Linked DNA regions of Mus musculus: region 2 is linked to region 1. A link is a contact called in ENCODE Hi-C or POLR2A ChIA-PET data. All regions are on one chromosome and are shown on one strand. Each heading gives the region's core, a stretch centred on a gene start or an enhancer-like site at or near the end of the contact. The rest is flanking DNA. Distances are from core to core; before and after follow the strand shown. Region 1 holds the start of Trdmt1 (tRNA aspartic acid methyltransferase 1). Region 2 overlaps Cubn (cubilin (intrinsic factor-cobalamin receptor)).

The links. Hi-C counts contacts between places; a loop is a spot of excess contacts on that map. ChIA-PET counts read pairs that join two places held with the same protein, here RNA polymerase II (POLR2A).
Region 2: POLR2A ChIA-PET joins it to region 1 with 34 read pairs in Patski. The contact joins the enhancer-like site here to the promoter of Trdmt1 in region 1. A Hi-C loop is called at or near these places in 1 of 37 maps with a recorded cell type or tissue (Patski). POLR2A ChIA-PET finds 5 or more read pairs at or near these places in 2 of 5 experiments (Patski and embryonic stem cell).

The regions. Positions count from the first base shown.
Region 1 is chr2:13,541,913-13,549,077 of GRCm38, forward strand. Trdmt1 (tRNA aspartic acid methyltransferase 1) reads right to left here and starts at 2,752. Exons shown (of 11, transcript NM_010067.4): 1 at 2,657-2,752. The coding sequence starts at 2,720.
Region 2 is chr2:13,366,752-13,373,916 of GRCm38, forward strand. The region is part of intron 31 of Cubn (cubilin (intrinsic factor-cobalamin receptor)); the gene reads right to left. Among named protein-coding and RNA genes, the nearest start is that of Gm13270, 99 kb to the left of the region's middle. Within about 2 kb of position 4,465, at least 1 of the 3 ENCODE cell types and tissues checked has a DNase peak (open chromatin) inside an H3K27ac peak, as active enhancers do.

The DNA.
Region 1 (7,165 bases), core at 1,502-4,001:
CAGTACATGTAACTATGTCTAGAGTCTTACATGGGTGCTTGGGTTTAAACTGCAGTACATGTAACTATGCCTAGAGTCTTACATGGGTCCTTGGGTTTAAACTGCAGTACATGTAACTATGCCTAGAGTCTGACATGTGTGCTTGGGTTTAAATTCAGGTCCATGCCCTCTGACTTAAAGAACAAGTGCTCTGGCCCACTCCTGGACCTATAAATATTTTTTAATTTAATTTAATGCATACTCTTTTTTTGTTTCGTTTTTTTGAGACAGGGTTTCTCTGTGTAGCTCTGGCTGTCCTGGAACTCACTCTGTAGACCAGGCTGGCCTCGAACTCAGAAATCCGCCTGCCTCTGCCTCCCGAGTACTGGGATTAAAAGCTTGTGCCACCACCGCCCAGCTTTTTTTTGTTTGTTTGGTTTTGGTTTTTTTGTAATGCATACTCTTACCACTCCCTTTTGATATATTATTGTGTCCTCATTTTATAGAAGATAATGAAACAGAAAATGTTTGGAGTTTGACCATTTTTTATGATTTATTTTCTTACTTTATGTATATGAGTACACTATTACTGTTTTCAGACACACCAGAAGAGGGCATCAGATGCCATTACAGATGGTTGTGAGCCACCATGTGGTTGCTGGGAATTGAACTCAGGACTCTGGAAGAGCAGCCAGTGCTCCTTACAGCTGAGCCATCTCTGCACTCTCAGAGTTTGCCCATTCTTAAGCATATACCCAAGAGAATACAAAGCAAGAATCCAAACAGATACTTATAGGCCAATATTCAGAGAGAGATTATTCACAATAGCAAGCAGGTTGAAAATCTTTATCTAGTAACAATGAATAAATAGACAATACTGTTATCTATACAGCAATATATTATTCAGCCATAAAAAGGAATGAGGCATTGACACATTCTACAGCACAGATGAACTTTGTAAACATTGTGTAAATTGTTAAGCTAGACATCAAAGAACAGATTATTCTACTTATGAGGTACCTAGAAGAGATAAGACCAAAGTAGAATAGAGGCTTTAATATCTTCAGGAAGAGAGGCGCTAAAATATTTTTAAGTGGGTGCAATGCTTCTGTCTGTGATGATGAAAATGTTTGAAAACTAATAATGTTTACAATTGTATGACTTCGTAAGCACACTTGCTGTTGATTAACTGTACACTGAAACACAAAATGACACATTTTATAGTGTGTATATATGTGTATACACACATTTACAACAATAAAATATTCCATTGCAAATATTATCTAGAAGTGGACAAATTAGCAGCCAATATTCTTACTACTGCTCTTCATCTAAGTTAGTGAATGGGACCAATGGTAGTAACGAAGTGTGGCTAAGAGATCTGCTAGACAGATCTAGGTTAGGCTTCTGGCTCTACCACCAAGCTAGCTTATTACAGACTCAGAACAGGTCCTGACATGTAGATGCCCTTAATAAAAGGTAAAGCCAGCTGTCACTGTTATTAATCTTTATTAGCTGCATAAATAAAGAAAAACACCAGGATGTACTACTTCCTTACAGATAAATTTAAAACCAAAGTTTATCTAACATACAAACACTAAAAAAGATTAATAATTAAATATTAATTGTTATTAATTAATATGATTAAGACCTCTTCTATAAGCAAACCTCAAACCGAAGATGTAGGGAGCTTTCGGTAACCAGAAAGTTACTTTGGATAACAGGGAAAGTATTTCTTAACAGGTCATATATTAACTAACATAAGGCAGGTTAAAAAAAAAAAAAAAGCTATCGTAGAAAAGTTTGAATTTGCAATCTCTGAGAGGCAACAGAAGCAAAAGTAAAAGTAAAGGCTAGAACTTAGGGACTTTCAAGAGTGAAGGAATACAAAAATCTTGCTCCACTTAGCTTCTTGTTACTCTAGTTAATAAAAAGAGAAGCAAAGTTTCCTTTTTGCATTTGTCTTAGTCTTAGCAACTTCAGGACAGACGTGCTTGCACATGTGCACAGACACACACACACACACACAAACACGCGCCCGCACACCCACTGTCACTTCATATCCCAAGTGCCTAAAATACAGTACTGGTCAATGGAGTTCACCAAGTAAATATTTCTGAGTTATCACAAAAGTGGGTAGAGACCAAAGAAATTACGAAGCTTCCAAACCTAAGTGACAGCAAACTAATTTCTAAGCTGCTACAGTGTGTCAAGCACATTACTGTTTTTAATTCTCCCCCTTCACACTAATACTTGTACATTTCTATCTTGAACTGCAGTTATCCCCCTGCTCCAACCCACCCCCGCCCGCTTTCGTGACTTCCTCCAAGCCCAGTGACAGCCAGTCTAGAATTTGGATCTTGGCTTTGGGCAAAGGGCTCGCCCTTGCCTTAACTTTGTCTGAAGCAACTTAGGTTCATTTGGCTGCACACGAATGCAGCCTCACAAACAGTACCATGGGGAGCCGGCCTGCTTAGGCTCCAAGGATTGGGGCCAGAGTAGGGGAGTCTCAGCCTGGAGGGGCGGACCAGGGAGGCTCACTAAAGTGGTTTCCAGGGCAACCGAGGTCGACCGCACCAGGTCCCGCCCCACCGCCCCGCCGCCCCGCCCCTCCGCGGCGCGAGAGCCGGAACCTGCGGCCCCAAGTGAATCCAAGAGAAGCTGTCTGTCCGCTCACCTCGCAGCGCGTGGTGCATGCCACCAATGCCACTGTACAGCTCCAGGACACGCAGAGGTTCCATCCTCTCGCAACCGCGACCGCGGCCTGGAAACTAGGCCTACCGGTTCTCTGCGTCTCTTACTCCCCCATGTCCGCTCCGTTCCCTTCGCTTCTGGTTCCGCGGCTTTTCAGTTCCCCCAACCCCCTGTTCCTCTAGCTGCAGATTAAGATCACAGTTTGGAGCCCGGGGGCTAGCAGGGCTAGGAAGGGGACAAAGGACAGACAAACTATTAATAAGGCCTCCCAAGTGAGAGACTGCCGCTCCTTAGCCTGATTTGTGCTTTTTCCTCCTTGTTTTGTGTTTTCTGAGGCCTTGAGTAGAGAGCTGAAACCACCCTTGGCTTTGAAGTAAATTACTGATTAGAACACAGTCTTTTTGTTTGTTTGGTTTTGGTTTTTTTGTTTGTTTGTTTTTAACTGCAGGTTCCTTTTGTTCTTTTAAAGTCTGACCTGATCAAGCAATTCTTTGAGGAATCTTGGGCACATATCTATATGCTCTCTGGTGTGCCTGTGCGAGAGTAAGAAGTTAAGTCCTACCAGGCTCTTTCCTAAAGAAAGCTCCAGAATTACAAGTACTTAAAGCCGATCCCTCTGAGCCCATTCATAATAGGGAGGATGCCTGCTATAAATGAAAATAGGACTCATCCTATTTACCCCGACACATGCTGTTTCTTTTTATTGAAAACAGATTTTCTTCTTCACATAATATATCCTGATTGCAATTCCTCCTCCTTTACTGAAGTACCCCTAGCTCCTCCCCACCCCATCAAGATCCACCCAGTTTCTGTCTCTCATTAGAAAACAAATGGGCTTCTATAACAATGAAATAAAACAAGACAACAAAAACTAACACATCGGTATTGAGCAAAGCAAACGGGGGGGGGGGGGCGGGGGGGGGCGACGGGAGACAAGAAAAGGCCCAAGAAATGGAAAACCCATTTGCACACTCATAAAAACACTTAACTGGAAACCATAATAATAAATGCAAAGAGCAGTAGGGTAAAAAGAGAGAAGAAAATATATAAATAAAATAAAATAAAATAAAATAAAATAAAATAAAATAAAATAAAACATAAGTTAAAAATTGAAGGAGGAGGAGCCCTGGCACAACATTATAAGACAAAGACTCTCCAATGATGCTATTGAGTTCATTTCCTGTTGGCCATCAACTGCTGGGCCCACGGCCTACTCTTAAGAGTAGTTTGTTTCCCCAGTGAGATTCCCTTGGAGGAAAACAAATCTTCATTTGCAGGAGGTTATCAACCAGATATTGTTCTGAATTAGGGATGGGATGTGCCCAGTTCTCCTTGCAGCTCTAGGGCCCCACACGGTGCAGGCCTGTGCATGCTGCCTCAGTCTTTTTGAGTTCAATATGTGTTGATCACATTGATTTAAAGGGCCTTCGTTTCTTGGTTGTCCTCCATTCCCTCTGGCTCTTACACTCTTCCCATCTCCTCCTCCATGGGGTTCCCTGAGCCCTTAGGGAAGGGATTTGATGGAGACATACCATTTATGACTGAGCATTCCAGTGCTCTCTACAGAATGTCTGGCTCTGTGTCGCTGTTTTTATTCCCATCTGCTACAGGTGAAAGCTTTCTCTGAGGATGACTGAACAAGTCACTGACTCTCAAACTCTCAAACAACCCAAGCTGTTGCTAAAACTATAAGTTGCTCTCCACAAACCAACAGCAAGTCCGAATTGCTGAAGACAATACCTGCACAACTCATTGAACATGAAGAAGTTAAGTTGGTTCCTACATAAAGCCTCAGCATGCTAACCTCTTTGGTCTAGGAAGTTACTCTGCATGCTAGCTACCAAAGGAGAAATGTAAACACCATCCTAGTCACAGACCCTTTGATATACACTGCTGTTCTCTCTGAAAGTTATGTTAGTACAATGGTGGCCTAAACCCTGTGAAAATAGCCAACCAATATCAATTGGACTTAAGGCCCAATTTTTTAAAGGCCAATATACATTGTCCTTTATGTTTTCTGCACTCGTTAGTCACTTATTTTGGTAAGAAAGGATGTTGTATGGTAGAAGGACGGTTCAAAACTAGAATTTAGCCTTTAGTAACTGGTTGTGTGACTTTGAGATAACCTGTTTTCCTCGTCATGAAGAGGAAGAGGGAAGAAATGGTTACTGAGTGTTTCGCAGTCCCAACAAACCATCCTTGGGTTAGTATTTGATAGAGTAGTCTCTGATTTAGCCCCACATTCGAACTGAAACGTCTAGACAGAAAACTTTATATATATATATTATTAGATATTTTCTATACATTTCAAATGCTATCCCAAAAGTTCCCTATACCCTCCCTCCGCCCTGCTCCCCTACCCACCCACTCCTGATTCTTGGCCCTGGCATTTCCCTGTACTGGGGCATATAAAGTTTGCAATACCAAGGGGCCTCTCTTCCCAGTGATGGCCGACTAGGCCATCTTCTGCTACATATGCAGCTAGAGATACAAGCTCTGGGGGTACTGTTTAGTTCATGTTATTGTTCCACCTATAGGGTTGCAGACCCCTTCAGCTCCTTGGGTGCTTTCTCTAGCTTCTCCATTGGGGACGCTGTGTTCCATCTTATAGATGACTGTTATCATCCACTTCTGTATTTGCCAGGCACTGGCATAGCCTCATTCAAGACAGCTATAACAGGGTCCCTTCAGCAAAATCTGACAGAAAGCTTTTTAAATGTCTTAGGAAAATAGAATATTTAGCCAACCCAGCTTATAGAAACTACATACACACTAATATATTTAATGAAAAGTTTTTCTAGCACTAATTATGCAATATTAATATTATCAATATATATTCATAGTAAAATGTAAAACTATAAATAGGAAACTACACAGTCTCAGATATTTGTATATATACTCAACAATCAATATATTAAATAAATCTAGAACAGTGGTCCTCTACCTTCCTAATGCTGGGACGCTGTAATACAGTATCTCATGTTGTAGTTACCCCCAACCATAAAATTAGTTTCTTGCTACTTCATCACTGTGATTTTACTATTGTTGTGAATTGTGATGTAAATATCTGCTATACAACCCCCCAAAGGAGTCCTGATCTGCAGGCTGAGAATTGCTGATCTAGAATTTGTTCAGCTATAAATTGAAGTAATTATGACCAAAGATCTTACTCCATAGGGAAGTCAATACATACACAAATGGCAGAGTTAAGATAATAGCTTCCTGGGGGGCGGGGGTGGGGGGAGCGGGAAAGACCAGACCTCACACAGGTTGGTGACATTCTGATGGCAGAAAGGTTTAAGTGTCTTCACACTGTGGCCTCAATATCCTCTTCTTTCTTCATTATATTTTCTTTTCTCCTTGATCTCTGCTATAATACCTCTTGCCATTCCCCATACATCCCGTCTCTTCTCTGCATATATTGTTTGCTGTGTTCTTTGCCTTGCCTAGAAATTCTGTGGAACCTTCTTAATGGACTCCTAGGATAAAAATTCAGCTCATTTCCATTACTCATGTTGAAATGGAGATCTTCTTGTTTCTAGAACTACACTCTTTCTATTTTCTGTGGCCCAGTTTTCAGCTCACAGAAAACATGTCTTTTCTTTAACGTAATATTTCCTGTCTAAAGTTAACCACACATGATGGTTACTTCAAAGATGGAAACTAGGGCTAGAGACATGGCTCATGGTTACCCCATGATTACTTCTGCCACTAAGCTTGATGATCTGAGTTTAGTGCCCAGGCCCCACATGGTAGAAGGAGAGAAGAGGACCCCTTGAGCTGTCCCCTTTATGTGCATACTATGACACTCATGCTCACACACTGATTCATGGATACCATGCACTTTCGTACATTTCAGCAAAGAAACTTTACAATGATAATTTACAATGAGTAACACTTGTAGATGTTAAGGCCTTCTAGAATCCAGTTGATGGTACTGACTGTGTTCTTTGAGAACAATAAGGAGGCTTGGACAGTGGTGGCACAGTGGGAAACCACTGACTCAGACTGTCACATTAGTAGATAGAGAGAAAAAATGGAAAATAGAAACAAATACCAAAACTTGTCATTTGTAGTGAATTTTCTCTCAAAAAGGAAAATCAATTTCTAAATCAATGTACATGAACACCATGAAAGTAAAGGTACATATGTAAAATATATCAGAAATAGTTGACACAATATAATACCAAGGAATACATTAAAATAATAATAGCACACTTTTGATCATTGAGGGGTTTCATTGAATGTCTTGGAATCTAAACACGTGTCCTTCTTTCTCTCTTGCCTGCCACTAATAACTTCCAAAACTCAGCGAAGTCTGCCAAATGCTTAAAATATTCTTGGCAGGCATCTTTGAGTTTCTTTTATCCAAGTGAGTCTTTATTCACAAGTGAAATGTGATGTGGATTCCTACATAGGCTCAAATCTGAAGAGACAATACCTAGCTTATGCCAGCTTCTGAAATGAACGAGCAGAATGTTGGCTTACATAG
Region 2 (7,165 bases), core at 3,215-5,714, 170 kb before region 1:
TGGTAAAATTCCAAAGCCTCACACAACCAATGAGACAGTATTTAAATTTCATTTGAAATATCAATTCTACTTGAGAGTGCTTTCAGCATTTGCAATATTAAGACAATGGTGTTGCATTTTGATTTTTAATTTGCAAAGTTATAAGGAAACACTTCAAGAAAGAAAATATGAGAAGCTCTATTCATGCGTATTTAAAGCTGTACTGCCATAAAACTATCAATATGTATGGCCCTTTATTTCTACTTTGGCTCCCAAAGCAGAGCTAGTAATTGTATCACCATTGGATATGTGTTTAATATATTCATATAGCATAAGTAATTCTTAAGTCTGCTGCCAAGAAAGACTAGGCTTTCTAACCTGCTACTTAAATAAGAAATGCCAGAGCAGTATACACACAAGACAAAACTCTCAACTTACTTTTTTCCTCTAGGTGACACTAGTGAAATAAGATTTTTGATGCTGAATCCACAAAATTAAAAATAGCAACCATGTTCGTGAGTTCCAACTAACAGAGTTCTCAAGAAGTTGCAGAAGATCTGGTTAACTGCTAAACATTTCCACAGGAAAGGATTGGGGATAGTATAAAATCACAAGATTCTAGTACACATATTTAATAACCCAAAAATGTAACTTTGTGTGTAAAAAGAAAGAAAAAGTCCAGAACCTGGCACATAATAGCCAGGAAAGGCCAAATGTATTAATGTGTCAGTTTATAGTTTCTGAGAATAGAGGGCTAGGCTGAGAAAAAGCCCTAAGAAGAAGCTGCCCACTCCCACATTAGGTGGAGTATAAAAAACAAAGTAGGCTCAATAGTAAGAAGCTCTTTAGAGGAGGTGAAGTCAAATGTGGCTGATGCCAGGTCCCCTGTGGCTGCTGTCATGCAAGGTTTTCTATATTCTAGGCCCAGGGAGTAAAGGGCAGGGGTGCAGTCACAGGACATAGCCAACTCTACACACTCAGCTCCCAGGTGCCTTTCTCTGGCAGTGTGAGAGAAGGGGGAAGGATGAGGTGGTCCAAGACTTTGAACTTATCCCACAGCCCAGCGTATGTCGGATACTGGATACATCATGCAATGTGTCCGCTCTTTCCATAGCCTGAGCCTTAGCCAGAAGCAGGAACTGAGCTAATGGATTAGGAGTTTTCATGTTTGACATTTCAATATCATATATCATGAATTTGACTAAATGTCAACCAACGCCAGGTTAATACATGCCTCTCCTCGTCATACATCAAGTGGCATTAGGAAGATAATCATTCCAGTGAGAGACTGACATCCCTTCTGGGTGACATTTACAGTTCTGGGAGGAAAGGCTCTACATTCAGAGTCTTACAGAATGGCTATTTGAAAAAAATGCAGTTAGAATCTTTTACTTTGTTGTACATGATATGTTGATATAAATATTCATTACTAATGAACTATATGTGACATTGAAATATTGATGGCAGATTTCTTTTAGTTGGAAAAATAATCTTATTTAGCAAAACATCTTTATAAGCTTCTATGTGGGACTAGAATAATCGAGGTAATGTTTCATCTTTGGGGGACAAGTCCCTCCCTATCTTGTACTTCCTAATCATTACTCAGCCACCTACTCTGTGAAATGGCGCTAATATTAGTTTTTATCACATACTATTTTGGCGAACTAAATAAGTAAATAGAATTAAAAGTGTTTCTGGTATAGTGTTGGTGTGTAACAGATAGCTATTAAATAGCATGAATACTTATGACAAAACTTTTTACATCTCTCCTCTAGTTCCCAACCCAGTGGGTCAGCATGCTGTCCATATGCTCTGCCACAACTTTGTTTCCATCTCTTCTCCTCATGCCTGGAGCCTCTTCTGGGCTCATGCCTTGATCAGTTGTTTTCTGCCTTGGCTTTGTGTCATCTTTCAGTTCGGTATCCAGGCAACTGCCACTGTGCCACGTGCTGTCTCTGAAGTCCAATGCAAGGGAAAACTGAAGAACCCTTCAGGTAATGCAGATTACATCAGAGATAAGCAGTCACTAGTGGCTACCTTTAAGAATGGAAGAACATGTGACTAGTGTGGCTGCTAGTAACCACTGCAGCCTGGAGTACCTGCTCTGTTCTGTTCATGACCCTGAAGAGATTAAATGGCTCATGTTCATCCGATGGAACTATCAGTCACCACTTACTACCTAAAGCTCACCCTGATTGCAGGGCCAAAATGAATTGCACCAAGTTGAGCTTTGCAGGAGGAGAAACTGGGAATGTACAGTGTATACTTTTATTTCCATTTGTGGCACTATACTTTTTGTCCCCTCATTTGCCAGTCTTCTGGGAAATAGCAAAACAATGCAACTGTAGCATGGTCAAACGTGTTAGGCGGGGGCTGGTGAAATGGCTCAGTAGGTAAGAACACCTGCAGACAAGCCTGATGACCTGAGTTCGAGCCTTGGGATCCACTCACATGACAGAAGGAGAGAAGTAGTTCTAGTGAGTTGTCTTCTGACCTCCACATGCATACCCACATGAATACAAAATTAGTCCATAAAAGTGTACTTACATGTTAATTTCATTAGGATGATACATTGAAGACTAAAAAACACCAAAATTTTTAAGTGGGGACTATTTATGATTTAATGATGTTGGTGGGCAAAGAGCTGAGGATGCTGGATCAGTTCTGTGTTCCTAAGGTCCACAATGTAAAATGATAAATAAGACTTTTAACATAGTATGACTAACCAGGCTAGAAGAAGGAGTAATGGGAACTTTGGCAGGAACAGACAAACCATAGTATGAGGCACCTATAAGTGCTCACAAATACAGTTTGTGAGTTAGTTCTTATGGCCCCATTTTGCAGCTTGGAAATTTAAAAGACTTAGAAAATGTAAGTGACTTGGAATCAAATACGTAATAGTAGCTCAGAACAGTACAAATCATGTCTTTCTGACATCATATTGATTATCATTAAATGGAGGGGAAAGGTAAACAAATTGCATTCATTTAACTCAATATTAAGAGACCAGAATTCTGTGAAGTGACATGAGTTCCCCATGACCTTTTAGAAAGATAATCATTGGAGCTTCCCGCATTTTGAAGACTGCAATAGGGCATCCTTGGAGGTTGTGATGGCTAATCTCGCTTGTCAACTTGACTTCATCTAGAATTAATGAGGACCCCAGCAGCTGGGCACACCTGTGAGGGGGGTTTCTTGGTTGGATCATTTGAGGTCATAAAGCTCACTCAAACTCTATGCCACACCTCCCTTCTGGTAGAAGCTCACATAAGAGCATAAGGAAGAAAGAAGCTTTTGCCTTTTTGCCTGCTTGCCCTCATTCTAACTGGCAAGTTCACCTAGCCTTTTCCTTTAGAGAAGCCTGACTAATACAGGGACATTTTAGAAAGCCTTGTGTTGAGCTCCTGTGGATTTCAGAGTCACGCATTCCACTGAACAGCCATAGCATTACCAGCATGGCTAATTCATCAAGGTGTCTAACCAACAGCCCAGAGTGAAGGCTAACAAATAAACCTAAAACTTACATTCCTGACTGCTAAATGCGCTTGCGCTCTTGGACCCGGGTATACTAGTGTCTGCATGCTGCCTTTCCTGGGCCTAACTGCAGATCTCTGGCACAGCACAGCTCCTCACTTCCATCCTGATCTTTACGAGATTTGAACTCCATCTGGCAATTCATGTCTCTGCTTAAGTGAATTAAATCTTAGCACAGTAAAAGAAACATGGGAAGGGCAAGATCTATGGCAGTAAAAGAACTATTCATATCTGTCAGGTCCAAAGTAAACTCTAATCCCCCAAACTCCAAAAGGTACTCAAAATATCAGAAATGGGCCCAACCTGGATTAAAGGTGGGTTTCTGGACGTTAGATAAAGCCCAGCATTCCTCAGGAACTTGTGAAGTCAGTTTCAGTCTACCAAAGGAGTCTTTTCCTTTACCTCCAGCAAGACAAAAGGTTCTCCAACTAACATACACCTCTGGCACCTCTCAGCATATCAATGTCCATGCTGGCCCCAGGCTCCCTCAGTCCCCATTCACAAGTATTTGTTATACATTTCAATGCTCACCCGCTGGTCTCCACCCACCTCCACCCCCACTTCTTATAACCTAGGTCTAGCCTCACTAGACTTTCTCTATTCTCTCTCCTCTGCTACTTTCCCCTCTCTGGAAGATAGCACTGGCCATGACCAGTCTTCTGGCTGTGTTCAGTCTACTTCTTTTTCTACCTGCTCTAGGCTCTTCCAGATGCCACTGTATATTTTTTCTCTCTGATGCACAATCGAATCTTCCCATAGCGTGGAGCAGTCGTGTCATTGGTTTATACCATATCAAGATACAAAATCAACCTTGAGAACAGAGAACTCATGAACCACCTCCATGTTATATATGGTAGCGTAGCTGCTAAGGGAATTCTCAGCTTCAAATCTGGCCCCAAAAGAGAGGAAGTACTAAATGACAAAGAAGGGAGGCTCTCGGGATATGGTCCATGCTGTTAGAGTCATAGATGTAATCAGGGAAGGATACAGAAACCTGACTCCTTGCAATGGCTTTTTTTGAGGGGAGAGAGGAAGGAAGCTGGGCTTCCGCATTAATGATATTTCCCAGTACGCTGGTCTGAAATGGAAAACCAAGTTAAATTGACAAACTTCCATCTCAGTTCAGGACTCCTACTTTTAAGCTGTTATTGTACACTATGCCATTCGGCCTTCACATTTTTCAAAAGACTAGGAGATGTGACCAGGCCTAGGAGCAGGGCCGTAAAGATCCCTCAAGAAGGAAACGTTTAAAAAGACGGAGCCAACATGAACATCAAACATGATAAATACCCTGGCCCATGAGCTGTGGCTTCAGCTCAGTTCCTTGCTTTGCTTTGGCATAGCTACCGGAGATTCATTTGACATAGGCATGGGAATGGCTAAGCAGATTATCACAAGTGAATCACAAAACAAACATTTCAAAGCCCTTGCTCAAGCAACCTAAAACGTCTGATGGGGATCAAGAAAGAAGGGAAGAAGGGAGAGAAAAGGAGAATGGGGAGGACCTAAAAAGGAGGGGAGAAGGAAGGAGGGTGACTGTCCTGAACTCATTGTAAAACAGTAAATATTTAAAGAAGGCTGTTTCCCTTTCTCTGAAACTCTAGTTATCGATTACTCCTGACTCCCTTCAGTCCCCTCTGGGAAGTGACTGTGTTTTAAATGCAAGCATATCATGGGCTGCATCGAAGGGGGGTTGGGGGGAGACAAATTATGGACCCTGCCTTAGGCGCCTGTCCTGTTGAGCTCTGGGTGTTGTGGGCAGATAATGTGAGAACAACAGGCTCTGGTGCCTCAGAGTGAGGCTTGTGGGTCTGGATTGTTTCAGTTCAGATCAGACACTTGGCTTCCTTTCTTTTTCCCTTAGACAGTCACCAAAAGCTTCAGGAAAAACAAACAACCAAAACCGAACCAGTTAGGGGCTGCTTGCCTCCTCCTCCTCCTCCTCCTCCTCCTCCTCCTCCTCCTCCTCCTCCTCCTCCTCCTCCTCCTCCTCCTCCTGCTCCAGCTGTTTGCCTGAGTGCATTTCTCCTTGCAAATAATAGGCAGGATGGCCTGTGCTCTGCTTGCTTTTTTATCTGCACTGATTCACACAAGGCAGACATTCCATTGCACTGAGCACAGAGGCTGCTGGAAACAGAGGTCAGCCTCTCAGCAGCCCTTCCTTCTCCCCCCTCCCCCACCGCAGTCTGTCCCTCCCCCTCCTTCTCACACAGAGTGCAGCCGTTTTCTCCCAGATCAATAAGAACTTACAGACCCATAGTACCTAAGGCTCAGAAGAGAAATTCTAACGAAGCAATTAAACTGGCGGTTGGAGGTCACTTTAACACTTACCCTTCAGGAAAGAAAACATAATGGAGTCACTTTTCCCTGATGACTACACAGAGCCACCCCCCAGCCAGCAAATGCTGTCTAGCATTAAACACTCATGACTTATCATCCCCAAAGTCAGAGGAGAGCTAACACCAGGCTGGAAAGCAGGCAAGCAGGAATCACGGACATTTTACCAAATTATATGAAGCCCAGTACAAGTCAGCTGTGTGTGGGAGCCTCAACATTTTAATAGAAGTGTTGAAAGAAATCAGTTTCCCTCCCTTTTCATTATAGCAGAATGAAATTCTAGACAACACATCTGTACCATGTTTTCTAAGTCCTCATGCAACTCAAAATAATGAGGTCCTATGTCAATGACAGTGTCCTCTGCAAATCTTAAAATGCACGGATCCCAGCAGGAGTACAGATGGCAAGGACTCATTCACTCATATAATTACGGTGTGTCTATTAGGAGGAATCCATGCATCAGATTTCTGCCTATGGGTACAGACTGCTGTGGGTTATATGAAAGAAGATGGATGGTATTTATTACCTTATTGCCTTAGTTAATTGTTCATCACAGTGATAGAACACCTGATAGGAACAACCAAAGGGGGAGGGGAGGTTGTATTTGGCCGATGGCTCTATTTTTAATTTTTAATTTGTTTCCTCTGAATGCTGAAGTTTGCCTTTCAGTCCTGATGCTCCAGCTTGGGGCTATCTGTGGGCTTGTCCTCCCTTCTAGATGAGCTGTGATCTGAACACACAGAGAGAAAGATGCGACTGCCACTCAAACCCCACTGTGCTTGCATTCCAGAGACTGAATGTGAGAGGTCCTGAGAGTCAGACTTTGACAGAATATTGCCCTTACCATCCATTGTAACCTCCTGTGGAAAGCCTTCTGGAGTACCACTTGGCAGGAGTCTGACATTGGCCAAAGACAAGGAAATGGGCTTTAGACAGGAATCTGACATTGGCCATGACAAGGAAGTAAGCTCAGGCAGGAATCTGACATTAGGGCATAATAAGGAAGTAAGTTTTGGCAAGAATCTAACTTCAGGCTGTAATAGAGAAGTAGGGAAAGGCAGGAATTTTAGTCTTAGGGTAGAACAGAACTAGGCTTCAGACAAGATTTTGGGCTTGGACAAGAAAGTGGGCTCAGGTATTTTGGTCATTATGACAAGCCCTTTTAAACTGTCATGGGAGTAATCACTTGCTGCTTTGTTAGTTACTTATTGTACTGTTTGCCCAAAATACTTGCATGTAATTAAAATGGTATAAAAAGTGGGTTGGACGTCAATAAGACAAAAAGGCCACCAACAGATTGGGAAAGGATCTTTAC